2 separate regions of the Homo sapiens genome follow, and region 2 is linked to region 1. Evidence: read pairs that join two places in POLR2A ChIA-PET (ENCODE). Cell type or tissue: endothelial cell of umbilical vein. All regions are shown on one strand. Links, peaks and the distances in the headings refer to the core of each region. The heading gives the core; the rest is flanking DNA.

Region 1 (5,383 bases), core at 263-5,262:
GCAATATGCTTGTATCTATATATTCTCATTTATCCTGACAATCACCCTATTTGTGGTTAGGACTACAGGCTTTGAAGTCAGACTGATCTGGGTTTAAATCCCAGCCCTGCCACCTATTGGGTGATCTTGGAGAAGTGAGGCAATCTTCCTAGGCCCCAGTTTCCTCACCTGTAAAGTTAGGGTAAAACTACCTAACTAAAGGGGTTGGTGTGAGAAGTCAATGGCAGAATGTATCTAAACCAATTATCATAGTCAATGTTTAGGTAATGATGTGGATGGTGATGGTCGAGGAGGAGAAGGGACAGGAGGAAGATAAAGCAGTTTGGAGAGGCTAATTAACTTACCTAGGGCCACACAGCTAATGAGTGACAAATATAGGATTCCAGCCAGGTAAGCTCATTTTCAAATGATTTTTTTAGCATCAAAAGACTCTCTTCAAGCATCTCACAATGAAACTCTGAGCATTTGCAGCTTACCTCTTACATGGCCCCATTCTGAGAAAGCTGAAAGAAACCCTCAGTGTGGCAAGAAGCACTGTTTAAAAACCCCTGCCCACTCCACTGCCTCTTGGGGTACAAAGCCCTTGCAGAGAATCAACAATGTAGGTCACGGCTTGTTGGGATCCTCTGGCTTCCCCGGAGAAACCAGGTGTTGCAGCTTCCCCAAATCAAGGGACTCGTCAGACTACAAGCTTGTCCTCTGTAAGTTGTGTGCTCACTAGAAGGCCTCTACACCTGTGCAGGAGTAAGCTTAAGTCTGTTTCTGCTCAAATGTCAGTATGAGAGGACATCTTCCAGACTCCAAACCCTATCTCTCTATATAAAATTGAGCATTTCAAAGTTATTATTTGGGGCCATTCAGTTCTCCCATCCCTGGCTTAAGAAAAACAGATTTCTTTTCTGTTACTTGCAAACAAGAATCTTGAGTGAGACACTCGGTCAGGACCACCCATCCACCATCTTCACCTAGCTAAACCTCTATGCGTTATTCAAGGCTCTGTGTAAAAACCACTTCCTAAAGCCATTCTCATTTGTTGAAGTGCCTGATTTGGGGCAGGGTTTCTCCAGAAGCAGGGCAGGAGAATGAAATGTAAGTTCAAGCAGTTTGTTTGGAAAGTGATCCCAGCAAGCATCAGTAGGGAGAGAAAAGGAGAAGAGAATAGAAGGAAGACATTGAAGAGTGCATCCTTGAACCTGTTCTGTGTGGGCGACTGGGGCTTCATTGCACTGAGGAGTTCTGGGGCAGGGAGAAAACATGTCTCAGAGTTATCCCACCTGAAGAGTTGAGAAGCTGGGGTATTTATACTCTAATTCTCATCTGTCATTGGTTGAGGGCCTTTCCTGGGGACATTGACTCCAAAGAACTTCTGCCTGAATCATATGTGACAATCAAGATAAAGTTCTTTACAATTAGTTGCATGCTGTCGGCACATAATAAAATGGTTAGTGCCAAGGGGATATGGGAGAGGCACCAAAAGTGTCTGCTCTAGTCTCCATGGTATCTTTTGTCATTTTATCCTATACTTGTCTTTCATAGCACTATGCAACTGTCAGGAAATGCATACATTTATTTGTTTGGGTCTGTTTCTCCCAACAAACTAGAAGCTCCATGAAATCAGGAACCACATCCATCATATTCCCAGCACCTAATAGAGTCTCAAGTCATAGCCATTGAATAATTGAACTAGAAAACAGATGGGTGGATGAATGGAGTGGTGGATGAATGGATGGACACAGTCACCTCTTTAAATTTTAACATGCTGTTGATACACTTAGATTTTAAAACAGCAGTTAAGGAAGAAATATTACCTCTCAAAATATAAGCCTGAGATGTAAGACCCAATCTCAATTTCAATTAAAAAAAGTTTAAATTTAAAACATTTAAAATTTAAACATTTAAACATATTAAACAAGTCAATATGCCAAAACATTTAAAATTTAAAAATTTCGATTAAAAAAATTAATTTTTAAAGGATCTTAATTTCCTTGTGCATGAAATTGTATTCTACTTTTTTCCACACAATTTTCCATGGGTCTAAATTACCTTCATAATTATCACTGCAGTGGACACAAACAAAACTTTATTAAGAATAGTGTTTATTGTACCATTGAACTATAAACCTCCTTGCACAAATTATTTTTCCTTCTTCTGAATTTCCTTAGAATACCTTTTAAGGAGTAGAGTTACTCTGAGTAGGTGGCAAGAATTTCTAGTTGTCTGTTTCCCAATATCTTCTCCTCTTTGTTCCATAAAAATAGAATTTATAGCTGGACACAAGGCAATCTGGGATAAAGACTACATTTCCCAGACTCCCTTGCAGCCAAGTATGACTAGGTGACTGATTCCAGTCAACAGGATGCTAGCACAAAGGACACATGCAATCTCTGAGCCATGCCCTTAAAGAGAAGGAGCAGATCCCTACCTTTTCCTTTTTCTCCCTTTTAACTGGCTGGCATATGGACATGGTGGTGAGCCATGTTGTACCCTGAGATCAAGAAGAACTCCCATGGTAAGATAACAGAAATGAAAAGATAGTTTCACCACATAGAGCCTCCATACCAGATTGAACTTTTATTTGAGACAGAAGCAAACTACCTAATTTAAAGCGCGATTACTTTGGGTCTCTACTGCATTCAATTCAGCCAGTCTCATTTTTATGGTTCTTAATCTCCAGATTGTTAGCACGACCCATTTAAAAGATATAATTATTGCAAAATTTGTGTAACAATCTACTGCATATAATGAGTAGGTTATTAAATCTCCACTATGCCCAAGCTCCCCAGGAATCCATTAGCAGTGTACTCTCCCAAAGTCAGAATATTAAAGAGATTCTTAGCCAAATAAATTTTTGAAATGTTGGTCAAAACAAAGCATAATAACAGGATGTGCACTGGGTCTCTTCCTGTTGGCCCAGGATCGCAGGAGGTGAGCATCCCCCATCAGCAGGACTGGAAGGCACCTTGGGGTAGGATCTCTGGGAAGAAAGAGATGATGGTAGCCGCATTGCTTTCCCAGTTTCTTAGATATATGGGTCCAGGGAGAAGTGGAACCCCACCCTCAAGGAAACCACTCACACCACCTACTCAGAGACCACACTACCAGCTGTGGCCATCAGCACACAACTGAACCTTTGAGCAAAGGGCCACCTTCCCTCTGTCTCTCCATCACCCAGCACCATAGATCTGCACCTTGAAAAGATGGAGGTGCTGAGCGCAGTGGCTGATGCCTGTAATCCCAGCATTTTGGGAGGCTGAGGTGGGCGGATCACCTGAGGTCAGGAGTTCGAGACCAGCCTGCCCAACATGGTGAAACCCCATCTCTACTAAAAAATACAAAAATTATCCAGGTGTGACGGCTTACGCCTGTAGTCCCAGGTACTCAGGAGGCTGAGGCATGAGAATTGCTTGAACCTGGGAGGTGGAGGTTGCAGTGAGTTGAGATCATGCCACTGCACTCCAGCCTGGGCAACAGAGTGAAACTCGGTCTCAAAAAAAAAAAAAAGAAGAAGAAGAAGAGAAAAGATAGGAGGAAATGGAGTGAAAAGAGGGGTGTCTCACTGCAAACTGTATGCCTTTCCCTTCAACTCCAAACAGTTGAAGCTGTAGCTCAAGTCTGATCTGGGAGGAGAAGAAGATGAGATTTAAATTCAATTTGAGGTTATAATTGTAATAGGTTCATTGCCCAAGGCACATGGCAAGTCAATATGCCAAGAAACCAGGTTGCAGCAGAGAATGAGGTTTAATAGTAGGGCGGCTGAATGAAGACACAGGAGGAAACCTCAAATCTGTCTCCCTAAGGAGTTTGGGGCTAGGGTTTTTAAAGGTTTTGGGGTGGGCAGATGTGGAGATCATGGATTGGTCAAAGAATGCAGGGTGAAGTCGTGAGACAGGGAGATAAAGAAACTGTATTCCCATTGCTGATTCAGCTCCTCTGTGGAGGTTTGTAAGCTGATTTGTGTCAGCATTTCCACTGGAATTCAGGATCTGCTTAAGCAATTCTTAAATAAAAGCCTTATCTAGTGCTATGTTACTTTCTGTTACAAGGAAGTGGGTCAAAGTGCAGCCTGATTAATGCTGAATTATGACTATATTTCTGTCCAAAATTTTTGTTAACTTCATGAGGATGGCTTCAGTACTGCAGTTCTATACTAGAATGGACTTTTAATGACTTAAATTAGCCTAAAAGTTGGGGAATCTGACTAAGGATGGGAAAGTCTATTTTACAATGCTCAGCTGGAAGAATGGTGGAGAATAAATAAAACCTTTTCATTATTTCATCCTCTGTATCATTTATAGCCACAATATGCTGTGTAACAAACCCACAAATAATAAAAGTTTATTATTCACACATCTGACTCCACTGGGAGTTGGTTGATCCAGGTTGGACTCAACTCCACCTGTCTCTCATCTTTCTTGGACCAACAACTACCCCAAGCATGTCCTCAAGGCAATGGCAAAGGTGCAAAAGAACATGTGGAAACACACAAGTCCTCTTGAAAAACAGTCTCAGAACTGGCACATCCCTGCTTCCTCATCCTCTTGAGATACAGGCTCAGAACTGGCACATCCTTGCTTCCTAGTCATTCTGTTGGCTAGAGCAAGTCATGTGGCCCAGCCTAGCATCAGAGTGGACAAGTCCCTCAAAACTAGATGGGAAAGGGAATGTTACAGGGAAGGGGGTAGAATTAAGGCAGTGATCTTCAATCCACCACACCGTGCTAAGCCATCACTGTTGAATTAACCTAATACAAAAATTTGACCAGTTTCTTTATCAGTTTGACGTGTCAGGTCCTTTAATATGCTAAGAAGAACTCCGAATCTCCACTAATGGCATGTGTCTCACTTGACCAGCAGAACATTTTTGGGGGGCTCCTTGCAGAGAGTTTAGCAAAGGCTCCTACAAGTGGGGCCCAGACCCTTGGTCCAGCTCTTCCCTCTTCTCTTCAGTCACTCTTCTTTACTCCTCAGTTACAGCCATTCCTTCACTCTAGTCTATGGCTGCACAGCACAGGGCAAAGAGCATGAAGGCTGGAGACCTGTTCCCTAGCACCCATGTGGGCTTGGGCAAGCCACTTAATCTCCCTGAGCATCAATGTCTTCATCTATGAGGCAGGCCATTGTACCTGCCTCAGTTTCCCTAGTGATAATCAAACCAGACCATCCAGGCAAAAGTGCTTTGTGAATAACTCCTGATCTCCTGGGCAAATCTCTCATCCCAGCTCCTAATACTGGGCTCTGACCATAATTAACTCAAAGAGAATTTGTTGCAAGTCTCAACATCTGGCTATTTTCTTCAGCCTTGACATAGGACCAGAAGGGGAAGTATGGGCAAAGAAGTGGGGAGTGGGAAGAGGCGATGATGTTAGTTTCCTGGAATATTTTAA
Region 2 (5,383 bases), core at 105-5,104, 130 kb before region 1:
CCAAAGTCCACAGAGCCACTCACCAAGCCCAGATCCCTGAGAACAAGTAACTGTTCTAAGTCACTGAGTTTTAAGATGGTTTGTTACACAGCGAAAGTTGATACATTATTCACCATGGCAAAAAAAAAGAAAAAAAAGAGTGAAACTTGTTAGACTTCCTACCCTTATTTTACAGTTTAGCATTATGTTAAATTCCAGTTGTATAATGTTTACCATGATATTTTTAATGCTTTCAGCCACTAAAGGTCTTTATCCAGCTCCACTCTTATCTGCCTCAAAGATTTAGCTTCTGAATAAAGTATTATTCAAAGAAAGACTTTCACTGGTAAGAAAAAGTCTAAAGACCACTGTGGTAACCTGCTCATTTTCCCAGATGCCTGAGACTCACAAGGAGAAAGGGAATTGCCAAGAATCATGACTGGAGAGAGGATGGTCCAGGACTTGAGAAACCGGCCCCGGCCTTCTCAATGTGCTTCATCTGCTACCTGAAGGCACCTGCTCTGGTGCACCATGAGGGGTCAGAATGAAGCCACCCACCAAGGCCAGCATTGGTGGACCCCGAGACAAAAGGAAATTAGCCCAGACTCCAGGTAGAAGCCCTCATAGATGTTTCCCCCTGAAATACAAACAGGGCAAAATGGAAGGCAAAGGACAGCCTTCCATATCTTTCCTGCCTCCCACCTTGATTCTTCATTGCATGCACACAACAGTCACATAATAAATACTCGCCAGATGTCTCTATTAATAAATTATAACTCCCTAAAGGAGTGGGATGATGGAAATGCTGTCGGGGCATGAAGGCTCTGAAGCATTCAACAGCAGAGGTGTGCAGAAAATTAATCCTTTTTCTTTTCTTTCTTCTTCTCCCCCTCCCTTCCCCTTGGATGCCAACATGGGCAGGTGTCTGCAGGAAGTCTCTTTATAGCACAGTGAATGGGATTTTAATGAATCCTGAAGAAAAGGAGGGGCAGCCACACCACAGAACCTTTTGCCCATGCCCAGCTGGTATAAAGGCCCCTTTGGATGAAATTTACCCCAACCAGACTAATGGGAGTGCAGAAGGGATGCTGTGGGTCCCCCACATCCTCAGAATGCCAACGGGACCTGGGGGTCCTGTTAATCTTTTTAGCCAGACTGAATTCCATTCTGTTCTTATAAAATCCCATGTTCTCTCTCACAGTTGGGCTTGGCAGATGCCGTGTCCCCCACTGGGAACTCCTCTGTCTCCTCCACGTAGTGCTCCTCCCTCTCCTGGTCTCAGCTTACACATCACTTCTTCCAGGAAGCTCTCCATCATCACCCTCAGGTCTGAGCTAGGTGACTGTCTTTGTGCTCCACAGTTCACTCTGATTCTATGATTATAGCTCTGCACATACTAGAGTGTATTTGTTGGTGACTGGCCCTTTATTTGTTTGTAGACTCCACTAGACATATCTTTATACTTGGCTAACTGTGTCCCTGGTGCTTAGCATGGTGCTTGGTATTTAGTAGGTACTTGGGGTAAGTGTTTATTAATAGAGGAAGGGAGGGAGGAAGGGAGGGAGGAAAGGAGGGAGGGAGGGGGGAAGGAGGGAGGGAAGGAGGGGAGGAGCCTGGGGATGAAGGACAGAGGGGAAGAGGATGAACATGCTACCTTTCAACCTGCAGCATTCATGAAGCCTCTAAGAACCCTGAGACCTTTTGGAGTCATGAACTTCTCTCTGGTGATGTTCATATTTGTCATCTGACAATGACTCAGCATCTCTCTCCAGCATGTCTGAATAATATATTCATGATTTCATAGAAAGCAGATCTTGCCTGTCCAGGGTCTTGCCAGCCAAAAACAGAGCTTGTAGAGCATTCAAATAGTCTTTACAAGGCAGCTTGTTCAAAGCTCTCACCTGACAGATGGAGAAACTGAGGCACAGGGCAGGGAGAAGAATTTTCCTGGGTCTCCTGGCTAAGTATTAGCTGTGTTAACTAAATCTTTAGAGCATTCTGGGCCTGATAATGTTATTTTTCTCCAAAAAAAAAGCTGAAAAAGTTGTGCAAGAGTCCTATATAAACATAAGGGTAAGGCAAGGCTGTAATTCACACCTTCATCTAACTTTGTTTGGTTAAGCTTTACAGTTGATAAAGCTTTCCTGCAAACATCTCATTCGATCCCACCACCAGCCAGTGAGGAGGGAGGGGCAGGGTTATTGTGCCTATTTTACAAACAAGATAACCAAGGCTCAAGGAGTTGAAGGGCTGTGTCCCAGGCCACAGGGACCGTGAGTCCCAGAGTCCCATGATTGCGGGGAGAGAGGTAAAAATGACTTTCCATAGTTTCTGAATGTGTGCACGCAACTGAAGATGGGGCTGCTTTGCAGTCTGGTTGCTCATTTATTGGACCCGTCATCCAATCTGTCATGCATATTTAGGAAATGAATCCAATTAAAAACACAAAAGTTGTGAGAAAAGATAGGGCCTCTGCTTCAAAGGTGTTTTGCTGGGAAATCAGGATGACCTCTGATGAGGCAACAAAGACCAAATGTACAGCACATAACAATCCAGAGCCCTGCCCTGTTCATCGTCATCTTTTATTCATGGTAGCAGTTATTAGAGTTAACATTTTCCTTATCGCAGAACAGTGTTCTCCAGCAAAATGCTGCAGAAACAAGGGCACTGAGTGGCCAATAAACTTGCTGAAATCCTACAAATCACTAACAAGAATTGAGGGCTAAGAAATATCTTCCATCCTTTTATCAAGTTTGGTATGAGTTTTTTTTTTAATTTTATAAATATTTTTTCCTAAGATGGGTGTGGGTGTTTTTTTTAACTTAGCTTTTTAAAAAAATGTTTAAAATTTGCTAGTTCCTTTTTTAACCATCTCTCTTTAGGGGAAAGCCACCTTGATCAGAGAAAGAGATAAAATACAGTTTGTAAAAAATAAATAAATAAGTGTTATAAAATACTCACTGTTCTTTATCACTGAAGGAAGGCAGAGAAAGGAGAGAAAGAAAAAATGAATAAAGTTAGGTAAGAAATCATAACAATATCTACACTGTCTGGATGCAACACTCACGTAGCTTGAATTATGATGACCTACTTCCATTTTGTTTCAGCCATTATTACCTTATTTCAGCATATCTAACACAAGGCTGCTTCAACATAGCATTATGAAATTCACATCTTTGATTAAATTGACCAGCCAGTTTGGCTTATTAATTAACTGAGCTGATTGTGTATGTATTTGAATAATGGTTTAAGGGCACTAAAAAGGAATCACTGAATGATCTCATGGCCATCATCATTCTTGCTTTCTGTTATTTCAAACACTGGGGGACAAGGACCATACTAGGTAGAGCAATCGGCCCTGAACAGTAGACCTTGTAGTTCCCCAGTTTGGGGAGGCAAGTTCTTCCACTCTAGACCGGAGACCAGCATCTCCGATTATGAGGCAAGCAACCAAAAGCAGGTCATATCATCTCTTTGTGCCTCAGTTTCCTCCTTCCATGTCTGGCACTCTCTGGCTTGCAGACTTAAATGCTAGATAGAAGTATCAACTGTCAAAGACCAGCATTTCTCCCCATGTATTCTTAACATGAAAACTGAACCATTGCCCTAACCAAGCAAGAAGAAAACGCATTCATTTCTCTCAAATTCCCCTGTTGTTGGTTTCAAACATGATCATTAAATTTAAGGAGGGTGAGAGAGAAAGACATTTGAAAATAACAAAAGCAGGAAGCGTATCTAGCTAGCCAGCAGTTAATTATGACTAGATTTGTTAATTTACTGGAGAAAGACATTATAAGTGTCTGCATTAGTTCACCACCACTGCAGCAGACTAGATAGCATGTGTGATGACTGTAATTCACCCATTAGCATTTATTGGAAAATAATTTTAATATCTGAAGAAGAGGCAGCAGCAATCAAGCAGCCAGATGCATTCAGAATGCCAAGATGTTTCATGGGAGCCGAGGAACACTTTAATGAAATGGCGTCCAGACTGTTTGGATAATTTTAATTTAATTGTAAGGCAAATTGTTTGGCTTCATATCGACTAAAGTAAACTCTGATGGATGGAATTTTAATTAACTGACATTTCTTAAATAAAATAAATATTTTACCCCATCCACCCTTCAGGCAACTGTTTATCTTACAGAGACACACTTTTTGGCTGAGGAAATATTCTCTGTAAAATAAGTTTGGCTGCAAGAAGACATCATGAAAAGGGCTTTGGAAACTAGCAATTTCCTATGAAAAAAGGAAACGAACAGAGTTCAATAGTGTCTTCAAAACTGTAAAACTTGTAGAACTGGAGGAGGTATTAGATAGAAGAAGTAGTAAACAGACATGAGACATTTGCTGTGGAGTATATGGGTGGACTAAATATTCAGAAAGACCCTTCACCAATATAAAATTAGATCCTAGAAAAATTAAAGCAAACTTTAAAAAAAATGCAGCTCTGGGATTTCTAGAAAGTAAGGAAATTCTCCAAGATCCCTCTCCCTTTCTAAACAAATAAACCAAATAGATTGAATTAAAATAAAAACTTTTTCTCTTCAAAAGACTCTGTTATGGAAAAGGAAAGTAACAGACTTGGAGAGAGTATTTGTAACATGTATATCCACAAGGGATTTTATCTATAACATAAGAAAACTTGTAAAACTTAATAACAAGAAGATGAATTACCTGATTTTAAAAATGGACAAAAGATTTGAAAAGATACTTCAACAAAAAGTTACACGAATGAAAAAATTTTATATTAGTATGTCTAACATCATTAATTATTAGGGAAATGCAAATTAAAACCACAATGAAATACCACTATACACACATCAAGAAGGTTAAAATTAAGAAGACTGATCATACCAAGTGCTGCTGAGGTGGTAGGGAAGCTGGAACTCTCATCTACTTCTGGTGGAAATTTTAAATGATACAGTAAACTTGAAAAACAGTTTGACAGTTTCTTAAAAGTTAAACCGGCATCCACCATGTGACTGAAACACTCCACTCTTAGGTAATTACCCCAAAGAAATGAAAGTATGTGTCTATACAAAGTTTTATTTGTACTAGCCCAAACCCATGGTCCATCAACGGATAAATGAGTAAATGAACTGTGGCATATTCACATAATGGAATAATATTCAGAAATTAAAAGAAACAAACTATTGATATACAAAACAATATGATTGGATCTCAAAATAATTACACTGAGTGAAAGACAGACAGCTCCCTTGTAAAAAGGGTACACACTGGATGATTCCATTTATATGAAATTCCAGAAAATGCAAACAAATTTATTGCTAAATAGTGATGACTTAGGGATGGGTGGGGAGAGGGAGGGGTAAGAAGGAGGAACTATAAAGGGTAACAAAGAAGTTTTGGCAATGGATGGATATGTCCATTATCTTGATTA

The links. Peaks named below come from ENCODE experiments on the same cell type or tissue, not always from the same donor. Only the 100,000 strongest peaks of a DNase experiment are listed, where the experiment ranks them.
Region 2: POLR2A ChIA-PET joins it to region 1 with 5 read pairs; 2 of 35 experiments call an interaction of 5 or more read pairs at or near these places.

What each region holds. Positions count from the first base shown.
Region 1 is chr12:112,702,211-112,707,593 of GRCh38, reverse strand. It overlaps a transcript of RPH3A not described here. Among named protein-coding and RNA genes, the nearest start is that of MIR1302-1, 9.7 kb to the right of the region's middle. In endothelial cell of umbilical vein, for the core only: no CTCF peak of the experiment used is centred there; no DNase peak of the experiment used is centred there.
Region 2 is chr12:112,834,060-112,839,442 of GRCh38, reverse strand. It overlaps RPH3A (rabphilin 3A), which reads right to left. Exons shown (of 22, transcript NM_001143854.2): 4 at 2,941-2,952. Among named protein-coding and RNA genes, the nearest start is that of RPH3A, 45 kb to the right of the region's middle. In endothelial cell of umbilical vein, for the core only: no CTCF peak of the experiment used is centred there; no DNase peak of the experiment used is centred there; H3K27ac peaks cover 2,584 bases.